Regions from separate parts of the Homo sapiens genome. Here all the other regions are linked to region 3. A link is a contact called in ENCODE Hi-C or POLR2A ChIA-PET data. All regions are on one chromosome and are shown on one strand. Each heading gives the region's core, a stretch centred on a gene start or an enhancer-like site at or near the end of the contact. The rest is flanking DNA. Distances are from core to core; before and after follow the strand shown.

What was found. A loop is a pair of places that touch in the nucleus more often than their neighbours do. ChIA-PET counts read pairs that join two places held with the same protein, here RNA polymerase II (POLR2A). Pooled maps may share reads with other maps.
Region 1: a loop to region 3 is called in a pooled map, with 16 times the contacts of the local background. The contact joins the promoter of ZNF296 here to the promoter of SMG9 in region 3. A Hi-C loop is called at or near these places in 1 of 37 single-sample maps with no recorded cell type and 7 of 50 pooled maps. POLR2A ChIA-PET finds 5 or more read pairs at or near these places in 1 of 52 experiments (H1).
Region 2: a pooled map shows a loop between it and region 3 (23-fold over the local background). The contact joins the promoter of TOMM40 here to the promoter of SMG9 in region 3. A Hi-C loop is called at or near these places in 2 of 37 single-sample maps with no recorded cell type and 8 of 50 pooled maps.
Region 4: a loop to region 3 is called in a pooled map, with 6 times the contacts of the local background. The contact joins the promoter of ARHGEF1 here to the promoter of SMG9 in region 3. A Hi-C loop is called at or near these places in 3 of 37 single-sample maps with no recorded cell type and 7 of 50 pooled maps.

Annotation. Positions count from the first base shown.
Region 1 is chr19:45,072,699-45,078,593 of GRCh38, forward strand. It overlaps ZNF296 (zinc finger protein 296), which reads right to left and starts at 3,780. Exons shown (of 3, transcript NM_145288.3): 1 at 3,378-3,780; 2 at 3,015-3,164. The coding sequence starts at 3,675. It also overlaps a transcript of GEMIN7 not described here. RefSeq lists silencers at 2,597-2,906, 3,237-3,476, 3,567-3,976.
Region 2 is chr19:44,889,571-44,895,456 of GRCh38, forward strand. TOMM40 (translocase of outer mitochondrial membrane 40) reads left to right here and starts at 1,684. Exons shown (of 9, transcript NM_001128917.2): 1 at 1,684-2,119; 2 at 2,823-2,890; 3 at 3,267-3,359; 4 at 4,210-4,311; 5 at 4,391-4,496. The coding sequence starts at 1,846. RefSeq lists enhancers at 240-741, 911-1,070 and a silencer at 1,381-2,020.
Region 3 is chr19:43,752,594-43,759,182 of GRCh38, forward strand. SMG9 (SMG9 nonsense mediated mRNA decay factor) reads right to left here and starts at 2,369. Exons shown (of 14, transcript NM_019108.4): 1 at 2,061-2,369. RefSeq lists an enhancer at 1,300-1,559 and a silencer at 1,790-2,149.
Region 4 is chr19:41,881,934-41,888,843 of GRCh38, forward strand. ARHGEF1 (Rho guanine nucleotide exchange factor 1) reads left to right here and starts at 1,251. Exons shown (of 29, transcript NM_004706.4): 1 at 1,251-1,356; 2 at 6,131-6,173; 3 at 6,259-6,345; 4 at 6,819-6,910. The coding sequence starts at 6,150. RefSeq lists silencers at 936-1,445, 2,310-2,459 and enhancers at 2,326-2,535, 5,574-5,633, 5,674-5,723.

The sequences.
Region 1 (5,895 bases), core at 2,530-5,029, 1.3 Mb after region 3:
AAGGACCAGGAAGCTGACGCTCAGAGGAGGGGTGGACACGAAAAATCTGTGGAGTGGGTGCTAAGTACCTGAAAACATTTTTTTTTAGACAGTCTCACTGTCGCCCAGGCTGGGGTGCAGTGGCACGATCTCAGCTCACTGCAACCTCCACCTCCTGGATTCAAGCTATTCTCATGCCTCAGCCTCTAGAGTAGCTGGGATTACAGGCGCCCGCCACCATGCCTGGCTAATTAGTAGAGATGGGGGTTTCACCGTGTTGGCCAGGCTGGTCTCGAACTCTTGGCCTCAAGTGATCCACCCACCTCGGCCTCCCAAAGTGCTGGGATTATAGGCATGAGCCACTGTGCTGGGCCATGTGTTTGAAAATCTTTTAAAAAGTTATGTTAACTCAGTAAGCGCTTCCTACATGCTAGGTGCTGAGCCATGGCTCATAGCCCGGCTTTCCCTCAGGACAGGAAAATAAGATCTCCATTTTCCAGACAGGAGAACTGAGGCACAGAGAGGCATTTCCCCAGGGTTGCACAGCTTGGAAGGGGTGAAGCTGGGATTTCAATCCAGACTACTGGGGGAGGGGGAGAGGGCAGAACAGAGGCTTGCTTGCTTTTTTTTTTTTGCTTTAAATTTTTAATTTAGTATTTTTTAAAGAGATGGGGTCCTGCTATGTTGCCCAGGCTATTTTTTTTTTTTTTTGAGACGGAGCCTTGCTCTGTCGCCCAGGCTGCAGTGCAGTGGCGCGATCTCGGCTCACTGCAAGCTCTGCCTCCGGGGTTCACGCCATTCTCCTGCCTCAGCCACCACGCCACAGGGTTTCACCGTGTTAGCCAGGATGGTCGCGATCTCCTGACCTCATGATCTGCCCGCCTCAGCCTCCCAAAGTGCTGGGATTACAGGTTTGAGCCACCGCACCCGGCCGCCCAGGCTATTCTTTAACTTAATGGCCTCAAGTAATCCTTCCGCCTCAGCCCCTCAAAGTGCTGGGATTATAGGCGTGAGCCACCATACCTGGCTGGGAGCAGAGGCTTTTGAATAAGATTTTTGGTTTAGGCCGGGCACGGTGGCTCACACCTGTCATCCCAGCACTTTGGGAGGCTGAGGCGGGTTGATCTCTTGAGGTCAGGGATTTGAGACCAGCCTGGCCAACATGATGAAACCCTGTCTCTAGTAAAAATAAAAAATAGCCGGGTGTGGTGGTGCGCGCCTGTAATCCCGGCCACTTGGGAGGTTAAGGCAGGAGAATCGCTTGAACCCAGGAGGCGGAGGTTGCAGTGAGCCGAGATCCCACCACTGCACTCCAGCCTGGGTGACAAAAGCGAGACTCTGTTTCAAAAAAAAAAATTTTTTTTGGTTTAATAAAAATAATTTTTAAAGTAATTGAGATATCTGGGCATGGTGGCTCATGCCTGTAATCCCAGCACTTCAGGAGGCCAAGGCAGGTGGACCACCTGAGGTCAGGAGTTTGAGACACCAGCCTGGTCAACATGGTGAAACCCTGTCTCTACCAAAAATACAAAAATTAGCTGGCCATGGTGGTGCACGCCTGTAGTCCCAGCTACTTGGAGGGCTGAGGCAGGAGAATCACTTGAACCTGGGAGGCGGAGGTTGCAGTGAGCTGAGATTGCACCACAGCACTCCAGCCTGGGTGACAGAGTAAGACTCCACCTCAAAATAATGGGGTAGCTACAGAGAAAGCTTAGCGGCCACCTAGTAAAGAGGTGGTAGTGACCTGGGTCCCCCACCCTCTGCATGGATCTCAAATTGAGCCCCCAAACCTGAATTTGGATTTCTATCTGGACCTTCGGGGTACTCTCAGTGGACACTTCCTAGGTGAACTAGCCTTTCCATTTTTCAAATTCTAGAGTCTTGGATGGGACAACCTTTGTGATACAACCAGTCCTGGGTCAAGAGCACAGGCCTGCATTCAAATTCAGACTTCTCTGCTCCCTAATTGTGTGACCTTGGGCAAGACATAGTCCTCTGTGTGCCTCAGTTGCTAGAATTCAGGGACCCTAGAGATCCCCTCCCTTTCAAGGGTGGTTGTGACCTCGCTTGGGGAATGGTTGAGAGCTTTGGTCCACATAAGCGCTCAAACAGCAGAGCCTGTGAAACCAAGGTGCCCATGATTCTCCAAGCCCTGTAGTGTTTTGTTCCAGCGATTCCATCACAGCCCCTCGCTCGCTCCTCCAGGCCACTCTCCATGCTCCAGCTCTAAAGCTGATTCAATCAGTCACAAGCCCCTCCTCTTTCCCACCACCAGACCCTCCCTGGCCCAACCCTAAATAATTCCACTTCTCAAAAGTCTCAGAAGGGCAAGGGCCAGGGGGCTGGAAACTAGGTTTGGATTAAGCCCTGCAGCCAACACTGACCAAAAGCTCACCGAGGGTCAAGCCCCATGTGAAGGCTTTTAATTCCCTCCCAAGAGAAGGAACCCGGGTGTCCAGCACCCGGGAGCTCGCTCAAACCAGGGGATTCCCAGCACGCGGGGCTGGGAGATTCCATCACCGAGGGAAGCCAGAAGCCCCTTCCTTGGCTCTGAACACTCAGCTGTACTAGCACCTCAATCAGAATTGACAGAGAGAGACAGGAGGGGGTGGCAACCTCCCCATTCCAGCTGGCCTCCACTCCCCCTCCCCCCGGCCGCTGCCCTCCCTAGAGGTCCCCTCCTACTGCCACCCTGGTCCAGCCACCTGGCCAGTTATTTCTGGCCAAGGGGAAGGAGAAGTGAAACCAGGTTGGGGTGTGTGTTGGGGGGGGCAAAATCCCGGGCTAGTCTTCTGGGGCTGGCCACACCCTGTAGGCGGCCCTCCTTCCCTGCCCAGTCCCCCCCCGCCCCCCCTCCACCGCCACCACTGGTCCCTGCCCTAGGACGGGCAGGCCCTGGCCACGCCTAGGCTGCACCCGATGGGGAGCGAGAAAGGGGAAGTAGTGCTCAGTGCCCTGCCGTCCAGCCCAGCCCCTTTCCAGCAGGAAGCCCAGCCCTCGAACTTGAGAGGGGGACTGCACCCGGCTTTACTCACCTGAGCCCTGGCCGCGGCTGGGGCCTCTGAAGAGCTGACAGCCCAGCTTCTTGTGGTCCATGAAGGCAGTGATGGCCTCCAACGGGAAGGTCTGCAGGCAGCGGCCGCAGGTCAACAGATCTGGGTGTTTGTCGGTCCAGGGCTGGCGGTCTGCAGGGAGGAAGCGGGTGGTGAGCGTGGGGTGGGGCCAGGATGGGGGCTGAGGGTGCTGAAGGAGAGGGGAAACCGAAGGTCAGAAGGGGGCCTGAGGGGCAGGACGGGGCGAAGGAGATAAGGCAGGGCGAGGGGCCCATGCCCAAAGGGAAGGGTCCCACCCGAGGGTCAAAGGTAAGGGAGGCTGGGCCCAGGGCCCGGGGTGCTCACCGGGATAGTTCGGGGTCAACGGCGTCCACAGGGTCCACGGGTTCCGCGGGCCGAGGGCGAGGAGGGCGGCCCCGGCGGGCATGGGGCCAGGGGAGTGGTGGGGTTCGCCGCCGAACCGCCCCGCCGAGGACACCTCCTTCGGGGAGAAGGGCCCCAGCCTTGGGGCCTGTTGGGGCTGCGCGTCTGGCTCGGGCTTGAGTTCGATGACGAGGTCCTGCATTTCCATCTCGTCGTCTGGGTTGGCGGCGGGCGCGGGCTCTACTCGGCGGGGCGCGCTGCCGGCCTTGCGGCGGGACATGAGTCGCGGGCCGGGCGAGCGAGCGGGCGGGCAGGCAGGCAGGCGGGCGGGCGGAGGACGCACGAGCGGAGGACGCGCGGACCGTGCGCGCTCAGGTGAGTGACTGCGGCGACCCGCCGCGAACTCTTACACGTGCTGGCCGGGCCCGTGGCTCCGCCTACCAGGGCGGGGCTCATGGGAGGGGACCGAGCCGCCCTGCTGGGGCCCTGACGGCGGCCTAACTCAATCTAGGCAGTGTCCCGTGCGTTTGGCTTAGTGACCAAATTTAATCACACCGAGTTCCCACAAGGCATTGAAACAGCTATCCCTGATCCCGTTTTAGGGCGGGTGAAACTGAGACACGGCATGCCCACACGCACCCCCAAGCGAGAAAAATAGTCGGTCACGTTTCTTATTAGGTGCCTGATAGTAATCTGGGCTATTTCATTAAATGCATTACAATAAAAATTCATTTTGCAAGCATTCACTGAGTGCCTCCTGTGCGCCAGGCTCTGTTTGAAGCCCTGAGAATACAGGAGGGAATAAACAGAAGATAATCTTTGTTTGCACGGAGTTCAGACGGTGGGGGAAGACACTATAAACATAATTACGTAAAATATAGATGGCCCTTCATGATGACCAGTGCCATGGAGCAAAAGAAAGCTGGAAAGGCGGAGAGGGTTACTGGGGTTGAGGGATTCAATTTTCTCCCCTATGATGGGAAAGGGCATGGTGGAGCTGAGGCTGGAGGGAAGGAAGCCCAGCCAGTGGGCCTGGGCATTGAGGAATTACAAGGAAAGGGAGAGGCAATACGGGTTGGGGATTGAGTTCAGTGAAAATATGGGGGCAGATCCAAGCAATCTTTTGATCGCTTTAAGGTCTTTTGGTTTTCCTGAGACCGGAGCCTTAGGAGGGTTTTGAGCAGAGGAGGACTGTAATCATACACATCGACTCTGTTCCTAGACCAGAAGTCGCCATTAAAACCAAATAGCCAAGCAGCTCACCTGCCTCCACTCCGCCTCCTTGAACTTCCCTCCCCTAAGCAGTTCTGTCTGCTCACTGTTTGAAGTGGCATCGACACCCTGCCCCACCCTCAATCCCTGATGAGTATTCTTTTCTTCCTGGCACCGACTGCACGACAGTATAGAACGGCTTGTGGACTGTCCTCTCCCCCACCCAATGCAAGCCCCCTGAGGTCAGGGCAAGAACCTGTCCTCCCCCAGCTGTCCTCAGCCCAGATGCTGATTTCAGATGCTGATCTCTTGGAGTTCTGCACATTGTTATTCAGGTCTGGGTTCCATTGTCCTCCTGAGAGCAGAGGGCCCTGACCAACAGTATCTAAAGTAGCCCCACCCTGCTGAAGGCCTTGCAAATTACACTCCATGACCTCCATCTGTCCCCAGTTCCCTCTTGGATCTCACTTTCTCCATCTGTCAAAGGAGGTAGGGCAGGTTGGAACTAGAGGGTTATCTGAGGTGGTTTCTTCTTCACTGCCGCCTCCTCTGATCACCCTTTTTTTTTTTGTAATTTTTAATTTTTCAAAAAAAATTATTTTTAAATAGAGACAGGGACTCGCTTTGTTGCCCTGGTTGGTCTGAAACTCTTGGCTTGAAGCGCTCCTCCTGCTTCAGCATCCCAAAGTGCTGAGATTACAGGTGTGAGACACTGCACTCAGCCTCAGACCACCCAATTTTAAGTTCCATGGCAACCCAGCCACCCACTATCCCATTGCCCTTATTTTACTCTTTTTTTTTTTTTTTTTTTTTGAGATGGAGTTTCACTCTTGTTGCCCAGGCTGGAGTGCAGTGGCACGACCTCAGCTCACTGCAACCTCCGCCTCCCGGGTTCAAGTGATTCTCCTGCCTGAGCCTCCGGAGTAGCTGGGATTACAGATGCCCGGCTAATTTTTCTATTTTTAGTAGAGACAGGGTTTCACCATGTTGGCCAGGCTGGTCTCGAACTCCTGACCTCAGGTGATCCACCCGCCTCAGCCTCCCAAAGTGCTGGAATTACAGGCGTGAGCCACCGTGCCCGGCCTATTTTATTCTTTATACATCACTTTGATCAAACCCTGAAGGATCTTGTTTACATATTTGCTCATTTTACCCTATTCTGTCCCTTCTACCCCCACTAGAACGTAGGTTCTAGGAGGCAGGATGGGAGTCTGTCTTGTTCATAAATACAACCCCTACTCGTTCATAGTTAAGTCAACAAATATTTATTGCGCACCTACTATGTGTC
Region 2 (5,886 bases), core at 434-2,933, 1.1 Mb after region 3:
CCGGCTTATTTTTTGTATTTTTAGTAGAGACGGGGTTTCACCGCGTTAGCCAAGATGGTCTCGATCTCCTGACCTCGTGATCCACCCGTCTCGGCCTCCCAAAGTGCTGGGATTACAGGCGTGAGCCACTGCGCCCAGCCCTAAAAACAGAATGTTGAGTAATGGAATGGGGAGGGGTCCAGGGCATGCTGTTTAATGAACATTCATAATTGCAACAGCAGTATGATGAATGGGACAAAGATAAAAATAGCAATTGGCCAGATGCAGTGGCTCATTCCTGTAATTCCAGCACTTCGGGAAACTGAGGCGGGAAGCTCGACTGAGTCCAGGAGTTAAGAGACCAGCCTGGGAAACACAGTGAGACCCCGCCTCTACGAAAGTTAGCCGGGCGTGGTGGCACGCACCTGTAGTTCAGCTACTCTGGAGGCTGAGGTAGGAGGATCGATTGAGGCCAGAAGTTCAAGGCTGCAGTAAGCTATGATGGCGCCACTGCACTCCAGCCTGAGTGACAGAGTCCAACCTTGTCTTTAAAAAAATAAAAATTAAAAAAGCAGTAACGAAAGTATAAGAGGCTCAAGTTTAATGAATAAACGGCAAGTAAAAGTAGACTAAAGGCAAAATCATGAATAATGTTGTAATAGGAGCCCAAGGCATGACGGATAATAAACCTGAATGAATGGGCCAGAGGCAGAGTGATGAATAATGGAAAAATAGGGACCGGGGGCAAGGGAGGTAACGGACAGGAGTTCATGGATCCAAAACATGATGGCTAATTAGAGAAGGGCCGGAAGAACGACGAAAGTGAGCAGGCAGGCTGGAGCTAAAAGTAGTCTGGGCAATGAAGCTCAAATGAATGGGGCAGAGGCATGATGGGTAATGGGAGAGGAATGAATGGGCCAAAGATAGAAGCCGCAGTGACGCGAGGAACAAGAGGCATGATGGGTAACGAAAGGGGTGGGTCTAAGGCAACTGTTTCGCTAAGAGGTGATGAGGGCATTGTGGGTAACGAGGAGCAGCGCAGGGTTCGCAGAACAGATTAGAATTCTCCCGAGGCACTCTGGGAAGGGCCAGCACTTCCGGTTTTAGGTCGGCTACTCCGAACCAGAGGTGGGGTGGGGGCCCGGCTGCCGCGGTGCCTGGTGGGACGCGAGGCCTGACCTTGCTGCCTAGCCGCCTCTGCCGCGCAACCCACCTTTACCTGTCCTTCGACCCTGGAACGTTAGCCAATGAGAGTACCAAGCTGATACGCCACCAAGGTCGACCCCGTACACGCTGGAGCCAATCAAAATGCTGCAAGGGTCAAAGCCGACCAATTATCACAGCAACCTCGCCGCGGGGCGGAATCAAAAGAGGGCCTCCTCCAGGAGAGAGGCGGGGCGATGCCTCAGCGGGCGTGGCAAAATGCTCAGCACAGACCAATGGCGGGTTAGCACCGGAACCCGCGGCGACGCGAGCCAATAGGCGCAGGCGCTGCGAGCCAATGGGAAGGGTGGGAGGGGCGCCGTGGCTACCCTGCGAGTGAGAACCAATACAAAAGGACATTTCAGGGAAAGTGGGCGGGACTTTATGCACAAGTCCAATGGGAAGACCGAGTCTTGACGCTGGTGGGCGGGCCTCAGGGCACACTAAACCAATGGGCTAGGTGGGGCGGGGCGACGGTGGTGGCGGCGGCGGCAGCGGGTTCGGTTGCGCGTGGCGCACGGGGTGGGAGCGGAGCCCAGGCCGGGAGCAGGCGCCGCCGCCAGTGAGAACCGGGGCCGGAGCCGGGTGCGGATTTGCTGGGGCTGAGTCGGGGGCGCGCGGGCCCTGACCTCTGCCCTCTGACCTCTCCCCTAGCAGGCGACCATGGGGAACGTGTTGGCTGCCAGCTCGCCGCCCGCAGGGCCGCCACCGCCGCCTGCGCCGGCCCTCGTGGGGCTGCCGCCACCTCCGCCCTCGCCGCCGGGCTTCACGCTGCCGCCGCTGGGAGGCAGCCTGGGCGCCGGCACCAGTACGAGTCGAAGTTCGGAACGGACCCCCGGGGCTGCAACCGCCAGCGCCTCAGGGGCCGCCGAGGATGGGGCCTGCGGCTGCCTGCCCAACCCGGGCACATTCGAGGAGTGCCACCGGAAGTGCAAGGGTGAGGGGCGAGGGGCCCCCGCTGGGCTGCGATGGCCTGGATCTCGGGGGAAGGGGGAGGACACTGGGGACTCTGGGATTTGGCGCGCACCATTGGAATTATTTAACAGCACTAGGAGGTGATGTTGGGATCGAATGGTGGAACGTTGGACTTGGGGCTTAGAATGATGGAATCAAATGCTGGAAACGGGATGGAATGTCATAGCAGTAGAGAAAAGCCTTTAGGGACCTGAGGAGCCCCGGGATCAGCCAAGCCAGACTTCTCTTGTGATCGGGAAGGCAACTGAGGCCCAAGGTCACGGTGTCAGCAAGGTGTCAGCGAGGTTCCTTGGGTATGGGACCCAAAGCCTCCGGATCCCAGCCTGGAGCAATTAGAGTAGTAGTAGTGGTGGAGATTTATGGAGTTCTGTTCTGGTGTTCATTATACGTTAACTCATTAGATCCTTGGGACAATTCTGTGTGGTGAGGGTCCCATCTTTCAGATGATGAGTTTGACCTAAAGTTGCTCAGCTTGGTGGCAGTGAGATTTGAGCAAGCAAAGGCCCTGGCCCTGTCTAACTAGGCTGTACTGCCTCTTTACAGGTGGAATCCTTTGTGAGATGTTCTGCTGTGGGTCTCTGGAGAGAGCTGGGGGTGGTAGGGAAGGAAGAGATGAGAGTTGGTGTGGGGTTGGAGTGGAGTGTGACAGCGTTTCTCTTCTCCAGAGCTGTTTCCCATTCAGATGGAGGGTGTCAAGCTCACAGTCAACAAAGGGTTGAGTAACCATTTTCAGGTGAGCCTTCCTGGTGTCCTTACCCACCAGAGATCGTCCCCGCCGTCCCCCTCCCTGCATCTGCACACTCGGCCCAATTACTCCTCCCTCAAGAGCTGGGCTCCCTGATACTTGAAAAGACTCGGAGATATAGTGCCAGACTGACTACTCAGTTTGGGGACCTAGAATCCAGAGGTACTGTCTCCCCATAGCAGCTAGGCTGGAGTGAAGGAACAGGTCTGTGGGCCTACCGGCAGCACCTCCTTTCTCTGAGTCTCTTAGTCAGGCCGTGCCTCCCAGTCTTCATCCCCTGCCCAGCCCAGAGACCTTGTCCTTGCCCTCTTCAGTGGGCAAGCCTATCTGTCCAGTATCGTCACAGCTCTCGCTTTCCTTCCAGGTCAACCACACAGTAGCCCTCAGCACAATCGGGGAGTCCAACTACCACTTCGGGGTCACATATGTGGGGACAAAGCAGCTGAGTCCCACAGAGGTGAGCTTCCTTTTTCATCCATTCATTGTATCCTTCTAATAACAAATTTGTAGCCAAATGTCAAGCTAAGACGGCCTCATCAGGAAAAGGTCACAGCTACCGAGAGCCTGGAGATGGGGATTGCATCTCTCCGAGGTGCACTGGGACACAAATAATTCCTTCATCCAGCAAACATCCGCCAAACCCCTGCTCTCTGCCTGGCCCCATGCTGAGCAGTGCTGGGGATGTGGCCACAGCCACCCTGTCACCAGACAGCGATGACCCAGGGTGGAAAGGGCTGGACTGTAGATCATGCAGAACTTTGAATGCCAGACTAGGCTTTGGACTTTCTCTAGGGGGTTGTGGAGAGTCATGGCATGGTTTGGTCAAGGGAAAGACGTGGTCCACAGGTTCCCGCTGTAGAAATCTCTGGGGCATCTCTGGGGTGGCCATGTGGGGGCTAGTTATTAGGAAGGGCAAAACTGGAGGCCCAGACAGGGTTGGGGGGACTGAATGAGGTCTCTGCTTCTGTCATTTCCCTTCAGCAAATGTGTTTATTCTGCAAACCTTCATTGCACAACACATTCTGTGCCCAGCCCTGTGCTGGCACACATGACTGAAACAGCATGGGACTCACCCGTGGGGCAGGGGACAGACTGTTCCCAGAGAGTAACAAGCCAGGATGGGCAAGGCTGACATGGGGGAACCCAAAGGTCGGGGAGCCTAACTCAGCTTAGGTGGTCAGAGAGCACTTCGTGGAGGAGGGGACCCCCATCCGAGGCTTTCTGACCCTAGGCTTCTCACCCCGGCCCATCTCACATACTTGCACAGTGCACCACCTCTGACCCCTTCCGTTCTCTCTGCCTCACAGGCGTTCCCTGTACTGGTGGGTGACATGGACAACAGTGGCAGTCTCAACGCTCAGGTCATTCACCAGCTGGGCCCCGGTCTCAGGTCCAAGATGGCCATCCAGGTGAGTGGGGCACGGAGGCTGCTGCTCCCCTCGGCCACCGTGAGCAGGGAGCCGCCCTCACACCCCCTCCTCTCCACAGACCCAGCAGTCGAAGTTTGTGAACTGGCAGGTGGACGGGGAGTATCGGGGCTCTGACTTCACAGCAGCCGTCACCCTGGGGAACCCAGACGTCCTCGTGGGTTCAGGTAAGAGGCGGAGGGCTTGGAGGGTGGTCACAAAACTGCAGTTCTGGCTTTGCCAGCAAATCCACCCCATTTGTGAACCTCCTTTTCTGCCACTGGAGAAGTGGCTCAGCAGGAGTGATTTTGAAACATCAGGCAACATACTACAGTGGGTGAGACGGTCACCCACTGACCATGAGTGGGTGAGTCAGAGCAGTCTTTTTTTTTTTTTTTTTTGAGATGGAGTCTTGCTTTATCACCCAGGTTGGAGTGCCGTGGCACGATCTTGGCTCACTGCAACCTCCATCTCCTGGGTTCATGCAATTCTCCTGCCTCAGCCTCCCGAGTAGCTGGGATTACAGGCATGCGCTACCACGCCTGGCTAATTTTTGTATTTTTAGTAGAGACAGGGTTTCACCACATTGGTCAGGCTGGTCTTGAACTCCTGACCTCAAGGGATCCACCCACCTCAGCCTCCCAAAGTGCTGGGATTACAGGTGTGAGCCACCACGCCCAGCCAGTCAGCGCAATTTTAACTGAGATTTTCTTTTGTATTAAAAAATGTTTTAAGATGGGGTCTTGCTGTATTGGCCAGGCTGGTCTTGGAACTCCTGGCTTCAAGCAATCCTCCCACCTTGACCTTCCAAAGTGCTGGGATGACAGGCGTGAGCCACCTCGCCTGGCCAGGGAAACAGCTTTTCAGCCTGCAAGTAGTGCAGTCGGGACTCGTGAAAGGAACTTGAGGGAGGATGGTCCCCTGGTTGCATAAGGCTTTGCAGAGCCTTGGCCTTCGCTCTGAGTGAGTCTGGGGCTTTCGGAAACCAAGGCATAGCTTCTCACAGGACCCTGCAGCTGGCGTAGAGAGCAGACTCCAAAGGGGGTACCACTGGGAGGGAGTGGACGGGGAGAGGAGGTTGGATTCTGGATGTTGTTTGAAGGCAGAGCTGCCAGGATTTGTTGAGACCGGATGGAGGCGATGACTCTGTAGTTTTTGGCTGGAACTGGAAGGATGGAGTTTCGGATTGCCAGCTTTGTGTCTTTGTGCAGCCATCCACTGTGTCGTGGAGAGCAGGCTCTTGAGCGCTGAGTCCTGAGTGAATGACTCGTGCAGGCGGGGAGGGGAGCTAGGGTTGGCCTTGGACCCCTGGGAGTGCCTAGGGAGAGTCACCACTTCTCGCTGCAGGAGCCCAGGGAGACTCAAAAGTGTTGACTTTTGAGCTGCCAGAGGAGGAGAAGGGGCTACCCCGGCTGGGGGACAGGAGCAAGAAGATTCCAGGCAGGGAGAAGCAGGAACAGGGGTGAGGGAAGGGAAGGGCCATGGCAGAAAACCCAGGAGACAGGGAAGCTGGAGGTGCAGCAGGTGCAGAGAGGCCTCCTAGGTGAGGCTGATCTGTAGGGGCCCCATGAGGAAGAA
Region 3 (6,589 bases), core at 1,119-3,618:
TTAACAGAAAGTTTTACTGAATGGCCGAGTATGGTGGCTCACACCTGTAATCCCGACACTTTGGGAGGCCGAGACAGGAGGACTGCTTCAGCCCAGGAGTTCGAGACCAGCTTGGGCAACATAGCAAGATCCTGTCTCTATATAACATTTAAAAAAGAAAAAAGTAGCTGGGCGTGGTGACATGCACCTGTAGTCCCAGCTACTTGGGAGGCTGAGGTGGTGGGATCACTTGAGCCTGGGAGGTCAAGGCTGCCATGATCATGCTGCACCACTGCACTCTAGCCTGGGTAACAAAGCAAGACCCTGTCTAAAAAAAAAAAAAAGCAGAACCCTGTCTCAAAAAAACAGTTTGCTGACCCTTGCTTAGCTTGGAAGTATCTGTTAAATCCCTCCATGAATCCTCCCCTGCCCCACCTCATAATGACATAAACAGGTCCCTCCGAGACTCTCCAGAATGGAAGGGTCTGTTTACAAGATGCAGTCATAATTTTGCTAGCCAGACAAGTGGCTTGTCTAGCTCCTCTCCTACTGTGCTACATGACCTCTCCCAGAGCCACAAGCCAGGCTGAAGACTGCTTTCCTAGACAGAGGAGGACAAGGGCCTGTTTACAGCTGCTTAGGGAAAATGACTCATTCCATACCGAAATGACTGCTTAGTCTGGGATGGAGATTCTCCCCAGAATCTGAGACTCCTCCCTCACTTGCAATTAAGTGTCTTTACACATTATTCTGAAATCTACCCAGTGCTTAAGTACTTGTCTTCATGCCTCAATTGGGATACTGCCCAGCCCTGAGGTTTCTGTTTACTGGCCTATGAGGATGCCCTTTCCTGTGCAAAGTAAGCGCCCCTGTGTGAATGCTTTTCTTTTTTTTTTTTTTTTTTTTTTGAGACGGTCTTGCTCTGTTGCCCAGGCTGGAGTGCAGTGGCACGATCTCAGCTGGCTGCGGCCTCTGCCTCCCGGGTTCAGGCAATTCTCCTGCCTCAGCCTCCCAAGTAGGTGGGATTACAGGTGCATACCACCAGGCCGGGCTAAGTTTTGCATTTTCAGTAGAGACGGGGTTTCGCCATGTTGGCCAGGCTGGTATCGAACTCCTGGCCTCAAGTGATTCGCCAGCCTCGGTCTCCCAAAGTGATCGGATTCCCCGGGTAAGCCACCGCACCTGGCCTCCCTGTGCCCTTTATTCTGGGAGCTTCCACAGTATCTGAATGTGGGGAGTTCCTTGGAACTTAAAAGCCCACCTAAACCAGGTGTGGAGGATACAGTGAGCCGAGATCGTGCCACTGCACTCCAGCCTGGGCGACAGAGCGAGACTCTTGTCTCAAAGAAAAAAAAAAAAAACCCCACCCACATGCAAGCTGGGGACTTCCAATGCTGTTTCCGGGCTCCTTTGGGGATTACCCCCAAACTTAGGAAAGCTGGTCTATTTAAGTGTCTGCTGATGGACTTCTAGGGTGACTTCCCGAAAATTAACAAATCGAATTTACATATTTTTGGGGAGTGTCTCCTCAGTATTTAGGCATCGCTTCACACACTCCCTTCGGGGATCTCCCAGAACCTCACTATTTGCAAATATTTGGGGAGACTCTCCCGATTCCTGAGTATGTAAGCCCACTTCGTGGGGCACTCCCCAGCCCAGAACTGTAGTCGATTTGCACATTTTCCTAAGGACTCCCTAGGATTTAAACTTCTCTCTACGGGGTTCTAGAAGGGAGCCTCCCCCGGATTTAGGCATTGCTTTACAAAGCTTCCCTCGGGGAACCCAACTCAAGTTTCTCGTTACACGTTATTGGGGCGGCCTCCCCAGTACTTGACGGGCAGTTTGCAGGCTGTACTTGGATCTCGCAGAGCATAAGTTTCTCATTTACACGTTATTTCCGTCCCCCGCCCCCATTCCTGCCAACCCAGTATCGAATTGACGGTCGCCGGCCCCCTACTCAGTGCCGCACCCCCGCCGGACGTCCCAGCGACCTTTCAATGGCCAAGGCGGGGGCGGGGCCTGCCGGAGCGCCCCGCCCGCCGCCGGTGCGCTAGCCTCGCGCGGGCTCGCGGCCCCCTTACCTAACGCGGCTGCTGATTGGTTCTCGGGGCGCGGTGTGCGCTCTCCCGTGACGGGAGTCGGGTGGGGGCGGGGAGGCTGACCCAAGCCACCCGCCTGCAAATGGCGTCTGGGGGCCAGGAACGTGGGAAGGAGAGAAAATGGGCACTCCCCACTCCGAAACCGGCCTCGGCGTCCGGGTTGCAGCCCCTAAGGAAAGCTGGGCCGAAGGAAGAAGAGGAGGAGGATGTAACGCGGGCCCGAGCTGAGATCAGTTCCCTCAGGCGACTCGTCCTGCGCATGCGCTGAGGGCTGGAGCTCGAGAACTGAATGCGCTCGCCGGGCTGAGCGTGCGTGGATGGAGGCGGTCGGCTTCAGCACGCATGCGGGTTCCGGAGCGGGAGGCGGGAGGACGCCGCGGCTCTGACTCAATGCGCGTGCGCGCGGTTGGGGGGTTGAGGGTGGGGAGATGAGTAGGGAAATGGATACGCCGAGGAGCCGGCAGGAGGGAGAGCGGCCCGGATCTGGGGTTCGAGTTGTGCCTCTTCGGTGATGTTGGCGGGATGCAGTGGGGTGGGACGACAGGGAGGAATTTCACTGTTCTGGGCTGAGTGCCAAGAACACATGAATGAATCAGACTTGGCGTGCGCCCTGGAAGACACCCCGGCCTGTGGAGAGACTGCCAGGGCCTCAAATCACTTAGGAAAGGGCGCGGGTCCGGTTGGACCTTGAAGGACAGGCAGGCGAGGGTACTCCAGGGAACAGCTAAGCAAAGGCGGCGAAGACCCCGGGGGAAGAGGTCTAGACTGGCTTGGATTCAGGGTCCACCTGGGTGGGAGGTGAGGCAGCAGAATGGGCAGGTCAGACCCTGAAGGGTCTCCAGTGTCAGTTTTATCCTTAAGGCCTGGGAGATGCAGAATAGTCTGAGACAGAACTATGTTTAAAACCCTCGAAGGCCGCGTTGGAGAAGGGAATCCGCTCCAGGGTCGAAAATTTAAACACACGTGGGCGGAGTCTTGCGCGCGCCAAAGAGGAACATTGGGCGACGGGCGCGGCCTGGAGAGCGCATGCGCATTCGGAAGGGTCGGCAGTTCCCCAGTGGGCAGAGTGGGTGGATGGGAAGGTTCTAGCTTTTTATTTGAAATTTTATTTATTTTTATTTTATTTATTTATTTAGAGACGGAGTCTCGCCCTGTCACCCAGGCTGGCGTGCAGTGGCGAGATCTCGGATCACTGCCGTCTCCACCTCCTGAAATTCAAGCGATTCTCCTGCCTCAGCCTCCCAAATAGCTGGGATTACAGGCGTCCACCACGCCTGGCTAATTTTTTGTATTTTTAGTAGAGACTGGGTTTTGCCATGTTGGCCAGGCTGGTCTCGAACTCCTGACCTCAAGTGATCCGCCCGCCTCGGCCTCCTAAAGTGCTAGGATGACAGGCGTGAGCCACCGTGGCTGGTCTAAAAAAAAGTTTTTTAAAATTATATTTGAACAGGTATTACATGTACATACACAATTCAAACCTCTCTGGCTGTATACAATAAAAGTAAGTTTCCACCTCTGGTTCCCATTTTCCTTTCCTAAAGCACTGGTTCCCGGTTTCCTTCTGGAGCTGCTGTTATAATAAAGCATTGGAGTTAAGAGCATGTGTTGAGTTCATATAAATAGCGGCTGAGCTTGACCAAGTGACTTAATACTCTCTACTTCTACGTCCCTGTTTGTGAATTGGGTGTGGTATAACCTTACTTACAACATTGCCGCCAGCATTAAATGGGTGAGAGTGCATAGAACAGTGCCTGTTGCCTAATGGTACTGTGTGTTGTCTCTGTGTATTATTTTGTGGTCTACCATGCTGATAGTTGTAGATTCTGAGCAGCCCTCTCCCCTCCAGGCCTCATCCCTACTGTCATTGTCCCAGTACCAGTACCAGGTGGAGCCACCTCTCCAGGCTGCCACAGGTAGAAACACCAGTCACCCAGAATGACTTGAGTCCACTGTTGATGGATTCTGGGGAAAGATTCTGGGTGTTTGATAAAGATACACATGACAGGCCATCTCTGTATTATGTCTATCAGTGTCCAATTTTACTTCTTCAGCTCAGGCCATATCTGAATTTCTCAACCCCAGATCACTCACGATTGCCAGTTTCACGTCAGGGCAACCCTCAGAGGTAGAATTTTCTTAAAAGAGGGAAAGAGGAGGCCTGGCATTGACCTTGGACCCACTGTGTACCAGGCTGTGTGCTCTCTGCTTTATATACATCACTATAATCTTCTCCCCTAATTTGTTTAACAGATGTTGGTCCGCGCAGTGACTCACGCTTGTAATCTCAGCACTTTGGGAGGCCGAGGCAGGCAGATCACCTGAGGTCAGGAGTTCAAGACCAGCCTGGCCAACATAGCGAAACCCCATCTCTACTAAAAGTACAAAAATTAGCCGGGTGTGGTGGCATGCGCCTGTAATGCCAGCTGCTCGGGAGGCCGAGGCACGAGAATCACTTGAACCCAGGAGGTGGAGGTTGCAGTGAGCTGATATCGCACCACTGCACTCCAGCCTGGGTGACAGAGTAAGGCTCTGTCTCAAAAAAAAAAAAAAAAAAAAAAAAAAACAGATGTAGACAAATGAGCCTGGAAGAGAGAAGGGCCTTACCGAAGTCCCCATAGGCAGGAAGCAGCAGGGCCTGGATTCAAACCCGGGCCTGGATTCAAACCCAAGCCTGTCTCACTCCAGAGCAAGCCTACACTTTTTCCCTGGCACCGGGGAGCCAGCCTGGTGATGAGTCAGCAGTACAGTCAGGCACCCAGTGAGCTGCCTTTTGTATTAGTGGCATGGTATGCTGTTCTGGAGATATATCATACTTTAACACTTTCTCTGTTGATGAGCATTTAGACTGTTGCTGAACTTCTGCTCTTACAAACATTTACTGCAGGGGTTTGTGTGTATGTTTCTGTTTTCTAATTTTTTCTTTTTCAGACATGTTCTTGCTGTCTCGCCCAGGCTGGAGTCATGTAATACAGTTGTGGCTCACTGCAGCCTCAACCTCCTGGGCTTAAGCAATCCTCCCACCTCAGCCTGAGGAGTAGCTGGGACCACAGGCATGTGCTACCACACCCAGCTAATTTTCTATTTTTTGTAGAGACGGGGTTTCACTATGTTGCCCAGGCTGTCTCAAACTCCTGGCTCAAGCAGTCCTCCTGCCTCAGCCTCCCAAAGTGCTGAGATTATGCTACAGTTAATATCCTGGTACACGTGGCTGCATGTATATGTTAGTATTGTCAGTAGACTATCTCATTTGAAGTGCAAGTAGAATTGCTGGGTCAAAGGGTATGCACATTGGGAATTTTGAGAGCCATTGCCAAATGATCTGTTCATGTCTTTATTTTTTGTTTTTGAGACAGGGTCTCCCTCTGTCACCCAGGCTGGAGTACAGTGGCATGATCATAGCTCACTGCAGCCTCAGCTTCCCAGGTTCAAGCAATTCTCCTGTCTCAGCCTCCCGAGTAGCTGAGACTACAGGCATGTGCCACCACACCCGGCTAATTTTTGTATTTCTTGTAGAGACAGAGTTTCACCATGTTGCCGAGGCTGGCCTCAATCAATCCTTCCACCTCAGCTTCCCAAAGTGCTGGGACTACAGGTGTGAGCCACTGCGCCTGGCCCTGTTCATCTCTTTTTCACTTTTTGTTCATTTCTTTCATTTATATGTTGAATGAATTATGGAACTCTAGTCATCTGCCAGGCACAGCTGTAGGCTGGAGATCCTGTAATGAATAGGAAAAGCACCTGCCCTTTGGGAGCAGATATTCTAGTGGGGCAGATGACATCAGATAAAGGATGCTTGGAAGAAAAGAAAATCGGGGGTGAGGATTGGGAAGACATTGCAAAGGATACAAAATTTCATTTAGACAGGAGGAATAAATTCAAGAGATCCAGTCCACAACATGGTAACTATAGTTAGTAACAATGTATACTTGAAAATTGCTAAGAGGATAAATTTTCAGTGTCCTCACCACAAAAATGATAAATATGTGAAATAATGCATATGTTAATTAGCTTGATTTAGCCATTGTACAATGTATAAATATACAAAACATGTTGTACACCATAAATATATACAATTTTTATTTTTCAATTAAAAATAAAGTCAGGTGCCGGGCGCAGTGGCTCACGCCTGTAATCCCAGCACTTTGGGAGGCCGAGGCGGGCAGATCATAAGGTCAGGAGATCGAGACCATCCTGGCTAACATGGTGAAACCCCGTCTCTACTAAAAATACAAAAAATTAGCCAAGCGTGGTGGCGGGCGCCTGTAGTCCCAGCTACTCCGGAGGCTGAGGCAGGAGAATGACATGAACCTGGGAGGCGGAGCTTGCAGTGAGCCAAGATCGCACCACTGCACTCCAGCCTGGGCAACAGAGCGAGACTCTGTCTCAAAAAAAAAAAAAAAAGTCAGGTTACAGGAATTGACAGTGATAGAGGTCACAGAGAGTGACAGGTGGCCAGGGAAGGCCGCTTTGAGGGGATGACATTTGATCAGAGGCCTGAATGCAGTTAAGGA
Region 4 (6,910 bases), core at 1-2,500, 1.9 Mb before region 3:
CCGGCCGCTTTTTTTTTTTTTTTTTTTTTTTTTGAGGCAGAGTCTGACTCTGTCGCCCAGGCTGGAGTGCAGTGGCGCAATCTCAGCCCACTTCAACCTCCACCTCAAGCGATTCTTGTACCTCAGGCTCCCGAGTAGCTGGGATGACAGGCATGTGCTACCACACCCAGCTAATTTTTGTTTTAGTAGAGACAGGGTTTCGCCATGTTGGCCGGGCTGGTCTCGAACTCCTGACCTCAAGTGATCCACCATGCTTCGGCCTCCCAAAGTGCTGGGATTACAGGCATGAGCCACTTTATGCGTATTTAAGCCTTGGAAACACAGGGACTATCTTGTGGATTGGGGCTAGTACAGAATTCAGACTGCAGCCTTTTCCCGATGCGTTGACTTACAGAAGGGGCATTTTGGAGGGTCTGTGGTCCTAACCTGGGGATAGCAGGGAGATCCCGGGGCAATGACAGAGAGGCACAGAGACACGGATTTCCTGAGAAAGGGAGAGGAGAGAGGCTGAGACCCAGGGATCATGAAGGGGACGAGCAAGGGAAGGAAGAGATGATGAGACCCTGGGAATCCGGGAGAGAGACAGGGACGTGGAGAGAAAGGGACAGAGAGAGAGCGAGAAGGAAAGGAAGAGACAGAAGGGAGAAGGGGCAACCGAAAATGGGCACGAAGAGGCCCAGGCACAGCAACAGCTGGGGAAATGACAGAGACTGAGACGGAGATGCAGAAAGATACAGAGAGAGCTGGAGAGGGTAGAGAAGGGCTTTCGGGGAGAAAGTGATGGAGGGACAGAGAGGAGAGGTGGAGGCCAAGGAGGGAAAGACCCCAGTAGAGAAAGACAGAGGGACAGAGAAGGGGATGCAGACGCAGGCGGGAGCACACCCACAGAGGCGAAGGAAGGGCGCAAGACCATGAGAACCACAGACGCGGAAAGCCGGGGAGGTCGTGGCTCGGTCTAGGGCGCACGGGGAGCAGGGCTTGCCCCCCAGCACCTCCGGGGAGGTGACCCCAGCCGGGAGATGCGAGTCCCGCGGAGCCCGCGCCCGGCGGACGGACCGATGGACAAAGCCGGGGAGAGCTCGGGCGCGGCCGGGGCGGGGGCCGGTGCCCGCAGGGACCCGGGCGCAGCGGGGAAAGGAGGGGCGGGCAAGCGGCGAGAAGGGGAAGGAAGCGGAGGTGCCGGGCGGGCGCGGGGCGCGGGCAGGAAGCGGGGAGGGGCGGCGGGGCGGGGGCCTCCGGAAAAACGCCCCGACTTCCTGCCCCGCCAGAGCCAGGAAGCGGGAGCCGGGACCCAGGGCCCGGGATCGCCGAGCCCGACCTCGGGCGCCCCGCCGGTCACCTCCGCGCGGACACCAGGTACTCGGTCCCCGGCCCCGCCCGGCCTCCTCCCCTCGGCTGTTGGGGGAAGTGGGGAGGAGGAGGGAGGGGCTGGGGCGCTGCCGGCAGCGGAGGGGCCCCCTTCGGACCCCACGGAACCAGCGGCCGCCCCTCCTTGGGCCTCAGTTTTCCCATCTGTCAAAGGGAGCAAAGAGGGGAGAACTCACACTTGACGAGTGCCCCATAGGTGGGGACGAACGGTGCGAGGCCGGGGCCAAGGCCTCCCACCTGCTCAGTGGAGAACGGACGATCACTACCATTGTACGGGTGGGGAAACCGAGGCCCGGGGAGCCAAACCGACTCGTCCCAGGGAACGCACATCGTGAGAAAGTGTGGAGTTGGGATTTGAACTCGCACGTGCTTTCCGCAAAGCGCCATCCTCCAACCCCCGCATGCTTTAGGGCCACCTAAAAATGAAAAACAACAATAACAACAACGACGAGGGTCGCTGTGAAGCTGAAAGTTGCAGAGTGCATTTGAAAGAGTTTTCGGAAAGCTCTTTTCTAGGTCATTAATTATACCGTGAGAGACAGGTGTAGGGAGAGAGCTGGAGGCCTTCTCCCATTGTACGGATGGGAAGACTGAGGTCTACAGAGAAGTCATTACTTTTTGCAGATTACACTGCATGTCAGAGGGAAAGTTGTGCTGGAACTCAAGACTATTGCTTTTCCGGTTCCAAAGGAAGGGGCTGGGGGTGGGAGACGGAGGGGATTGATGTACGAGGATTGGAAATTCAGCGGGTCCCCTAAGTGGGGAGACTAATAGGACGGGGAGCCCCAGTCCGCCGTCCGAGTGCTCAGCGCTGGGGTGACTAGGAGATCTCCGATCGAACTCGGGAGGAGTTGGACCCATCTGCACCTCCGGGCGCGGGGCGGGGCCCGGGGAGTGACGGGGGCAGTCGAGATACGGAAACGCTGGCCCTCCAAGACAGGCCAGAGCGGCCCTATCTGGCCTGCGTGGCGCAGTACAGCGCTAGAGCGGCCGGCGGGAGGAGTAGAGTCGTCGGGGCCGGAGCCCGGCAGGAGCCGGGCTAGAGCGGCTGGCAGGAGGAGTGGAGCTGGGCGCAAAGGTGGACTCAGGGCGGCTAGAGCGACGCGGCGGCAGGGGTGGGGAGAGTGCGGAGCCCGAGCGCGGAGGCTTCGGTTCCGGTGGCGGCGATGGCTTCTCTTTCCACCTGGAGCAGGTGAGGGACGCGGTCCCCAGCGGGTGTCAGACCCTGACTCTGCACGTCCTCCCCGGCATCCCTGGCCGTGCACACTGCCACGTCCCCCGTAGGATTTAGGGCCCGCGTAAGACCCGCCACGTCCATGTAAGATTTGGGTCTCGTGTAGACCCGCCTCATTCCGTATAAAGTCTTACAGACCCTCCAGGTTCCTGCCAGCCCCCCATGGAGAACTGGCTTCTTATAGACGTGGGGTCCTCATAGACCAGTGGCATCCCCTAGAATCCGGGGCTCTATAGACCATGGGTCTCGGGACCCACCACGCACCCCTATGGAATTCTGAGTCCCTTTTAAGTCTCCAGAGGTTCCACAGACTGGCAGCTGTCCCTATAGAATCATGATCCTGTATGATCCCTGGATCCTTTAGACCCACTGTGTGTCAAATAGAATCTGGGGAGTTACACATTCCAACGACTCTTTTAGGTTCTTTAAGGCTCCAGAAGTTCTTGGAGACCCTGAGTCACCTGCTCAACACATTATAGACCCTGAGACCTCCATAGAACTCAACACCCATGTGGCCCCCCAACCCATGGACCTTCTAAACCAGCCCTAACCCCCCAGCGCCCCATGCACGCAGTGTTCCCTCTGCTGGACCCCCCAGGCCTTGTCAGTTGCCTATAGATCCATCTATTCTCTGACAGCTTCACCTATAATTCTCCAGCCTTTGTGGGACTCCCCCAAACCCCTCCTCCTAAACAGGCGACACTCCTCGCCTCCATCATCTCCAACCCCCAAGCCTCTGTGGAGCAGCCGTATCCAACTTGCACTCCTGCCTAGGCCATAGTGACCACATACCCGTGACTTTTCCAGGCATCCATAAGAAGACATGATGTGTCTCAGAGCTTTGGTTCAGATTTTAGTTTCTGAAGGGTAGGGTGGGGGCTCCCCATGCTCTGAAGCAATGCTCTCTGTTTTATTTTGTTTTATTTATTTATTTATTTATTTTTGAGACGAAGTCTCACTTCTGTTACCAGGCTGGAGTGCAGTGGCGCGATCTCAGCTCACTGCAACCTCCGCCTCCCGGATTCAAGCGATTCTCCTGCCTCAGCCTCCCGAGTAGCTGGGACTACAGGCTCGTGCCACCACGCCCAGCTAATTTTGGTATTTTTAGTAGAGACAGGGTTTCACTATGTTGGCCAGGATGGTGTCGATCTCTTGACTTCGTGATCCGCCCGCCTTGGTCTCCCAAAGTGCTGGGATTACAGGCGAGAGCCACCGTGCCTAGCCTATTTTATTTTAAGACAAGGTCTCACTCTGTCGCCCAGGCTGGAGGGCAGTGGCACAATTTTGGCTCACTGCAACCTCTGCCTCCTGGGCTCAGGCGATCCTCTCATCTTAGCCTCCCAAGTAGCTATGACTACAGGCATGAACCACCACACCTGGCTATCTTTTGTAGAGATGGGGGTTTCACCATGTTAGCCAGGCTGGTCTCGAACTCCTGAGCTCAAGTGATCCACCTGCCTTGGTCTCCCAAAGTGCTGGGATTACAGGTGTGAGCCACTGTGTCCACCAAATGCAGTTTATTTTAAATGCGTAAACTCTGTAGCCCAACTGCCCAGGTCTGAGTCCTGGTTCTGCCTCTTATGAGCTGTGCCTCAGTTTCCTTCTTTGTTAAATGGAGGTGAGAATAATAATGATCTCTTGGAGTCACCGAGAGGATTAAATGAGTTATTACCTGTCAACCAGCGATGCCATGCCTGGCACATACTAAGTGTCTCTTTTGTGTCAGCTGTCATTTCATTATTATTGTGATAAGGAATAAGGAGATAAGAACTTGGCAAGTGCACAGTTCCAGACCTGGCACCAAGCACTTGCAAAGATAATGAGTATCCCCTCCTTTGCCTTTTTAAAATTTCCCTGCCTCAGTTGAGCGTTTCTACCTCTGAGTGGGATGAGCATGCACCCTCCACGTCCGTGGTCATGTTTCATAGTGAGACAGGGTCTCACTGTGTTCCCCAGGCTGGTCTCAAACTCCTGAGCTCAAGCGATCTTCCCACCTTGGCCTCCCAAAGTGCTGGGGTTACAGGCATGAACCACCTCACCTGGCCAGTTTGCAAATTTATTAAAGTGAATGTTTAACAGTACTTGAATCTTGAATTGCCCAAGCTTAGATATTGGACAATACACTTTGTGGGAAATAATAAAAATGATGCCTTCCCCAGGTGGACCCACAGGGTGGCATTTGGACACTCCAGAAAGCATCATTGTTTAATCATCAAAATCCTGGTTACCATTTACTGGGGAGCTAGGGAGGAGGCCCATAAAGCAGGAGAAGGGCGGGTCTCTGCTGGCTTGGGTTATAAATAGCTTTGGGCTGTGGGGAGCCCCGCCGCTGGTCCACCCCACCCCTCTTTCCACAGCTCCTTCCCACCTGACACGGGCTCCGTGGCATTAGTCAGACTAATTAAGGACACAGAAGATGTCGGTGGAAAGACTCAGAGAGAAGTGGAGACTCAAGGAGAGACAAAGATGGGAGAGACAGCAAGAGATGGGGGAGAAAAAGGGATGGAGAGATGAGAGACAGCACATGAGACTGTGACTCAGAGAGGTGTGAGGATGGTGGCTGCAGAAACCAGATGTGGGAGGACAGAGGCACAGAGACAGGGACAGGACAGACGGAGCTACAGAAGCAGGAAGGGGGTGTCACCGCTGAGAGGGAGAGATGGAGGGAGGAGAGGCAGGGATGGTGGGGAAAATGAGACAGTTCTGGAGGAAGGGAAAGAGAAAAATCAGGAAACAGGGTGAAAAGAGACCAAGACATGAGACAGATTCAAGGGACAGACAGCCAAGGAGAGCTGGCTGCGGACAGACCAAGGCGCACGTAGGGTGGAGGGGACAGACGCACCTTGGAGATGGGCTGTCTGAGGCCCCATCACTTGGTTTCTGGGACTGGAAGCCTGGGAAGAGATGAGGTCCCTGGGGGAAAGAAGAACTTCTGGGTTTGGGGACTCCCAGTCCCTGAGGGAGGAGGGTTCTGAGTTTTGTTTTCTTATGTGGAGAGTTGGGGGTTGGGGGTTTGCCATTGTGACTTCCTGTCACAGGAAGTGGGGCTGGTGGGTTCCAAGGCAACATCCTGTCCCAGGCCTGTCACAGACCAGAGGAGACCCCTGCACCCCACTTCTCTCCCGCCTCTCCTCTAACCCTCCCATCCCCTCTTGCCTCTGGGCTGTGCCCTCAGGAATTAGCCCCCAGGCCCCTGGTCCCTCCAACCTGGGAGTCCAGGCCCCCAGCCCCCTCTTCCATTAGGGCATTAGGGACCCCAGATTGCAGGCTGTCAGACTCAGCCTTCCCATGGACCCAGGCTCCTGAGCCTCCAACGCCTGCCCCCGCAAGGCTCCCGTCCCTGGGCTCCCGCCCCCTGGCGGGTCTCTGAAGGGCTCTTTGTGGCCACACAGAGGCCCCATTGAGCTGCGGAGGCTGGGATGGGGGAGGCTGTTTACTCACCTTCACACCTGGGCCAGGAATCTGTGAGTAACCACCCTGGGCCGCCTCCTCCCACCCTCCTAACCACAGCCCCTCCTCTTCCTCCAGCCCTGCAGAGCCCAGGGAGATGGAAGACTTCGCCCGAGGGGCGGTGAGTGGACAGAGCAAGGGGTGAGGCGACTCTGGGGCTGTGGGTGGAGAGTCCTGTGGACTGAAGCTGCCCTCCCTTTCCACAGGCCTCCCCAGGCCCCTCCCGGCCTGGCCTGGTTCCCGTCAGCATCATCGGGGCTGAGGATGAGGATTTTGAGAACGAGCTGGAGACAGTGAGTGGGAGATAGGGTGGAAAAGCTCTGTCCCAGGCTCAGTGTCCCGCCCCAGGTCCCCTCCCACCTGCAGATGCTGTCTTCTTGGCCTTTTCCCACGGTCTGTCTCATCCTCTCATCTCCCTGGTACCTCCTTCCTCACCTCGCCGACCCCACACAGCAGCATAGACGCCCACCCTTCTTACTCTTAACCCCATTTCTTATCGTTGCTCTCTCCTCCCCCAGCATGGACCCCAATTTCTTCTCTCCTAATTTCTGTCCTCATCATCCACCATTATAATATTAAGTCTCATCCATTCTCCCTGAACACCTGCCCTTGCTGTCACCATCATTTTTTGGACACTGTCACCACTCCCCACTTCCCAGGAGCTAACCCTGGCTTGGATCCCTTGTGAAGTGCCAGGAATGGGTAGGGTCAACCCTAAGGCCCCTCCTCTTCTCCCCATTGTACTCACCCCTTCCTGCACCCCCAGAACTCAGAAGAGCAAAACAGCCAGTTCCAGAGCCTGGAGCAGGTGAAGCGGCGCCCAGCCCACCTCATGGCCCTCCTGCAGCACGTGGCCCT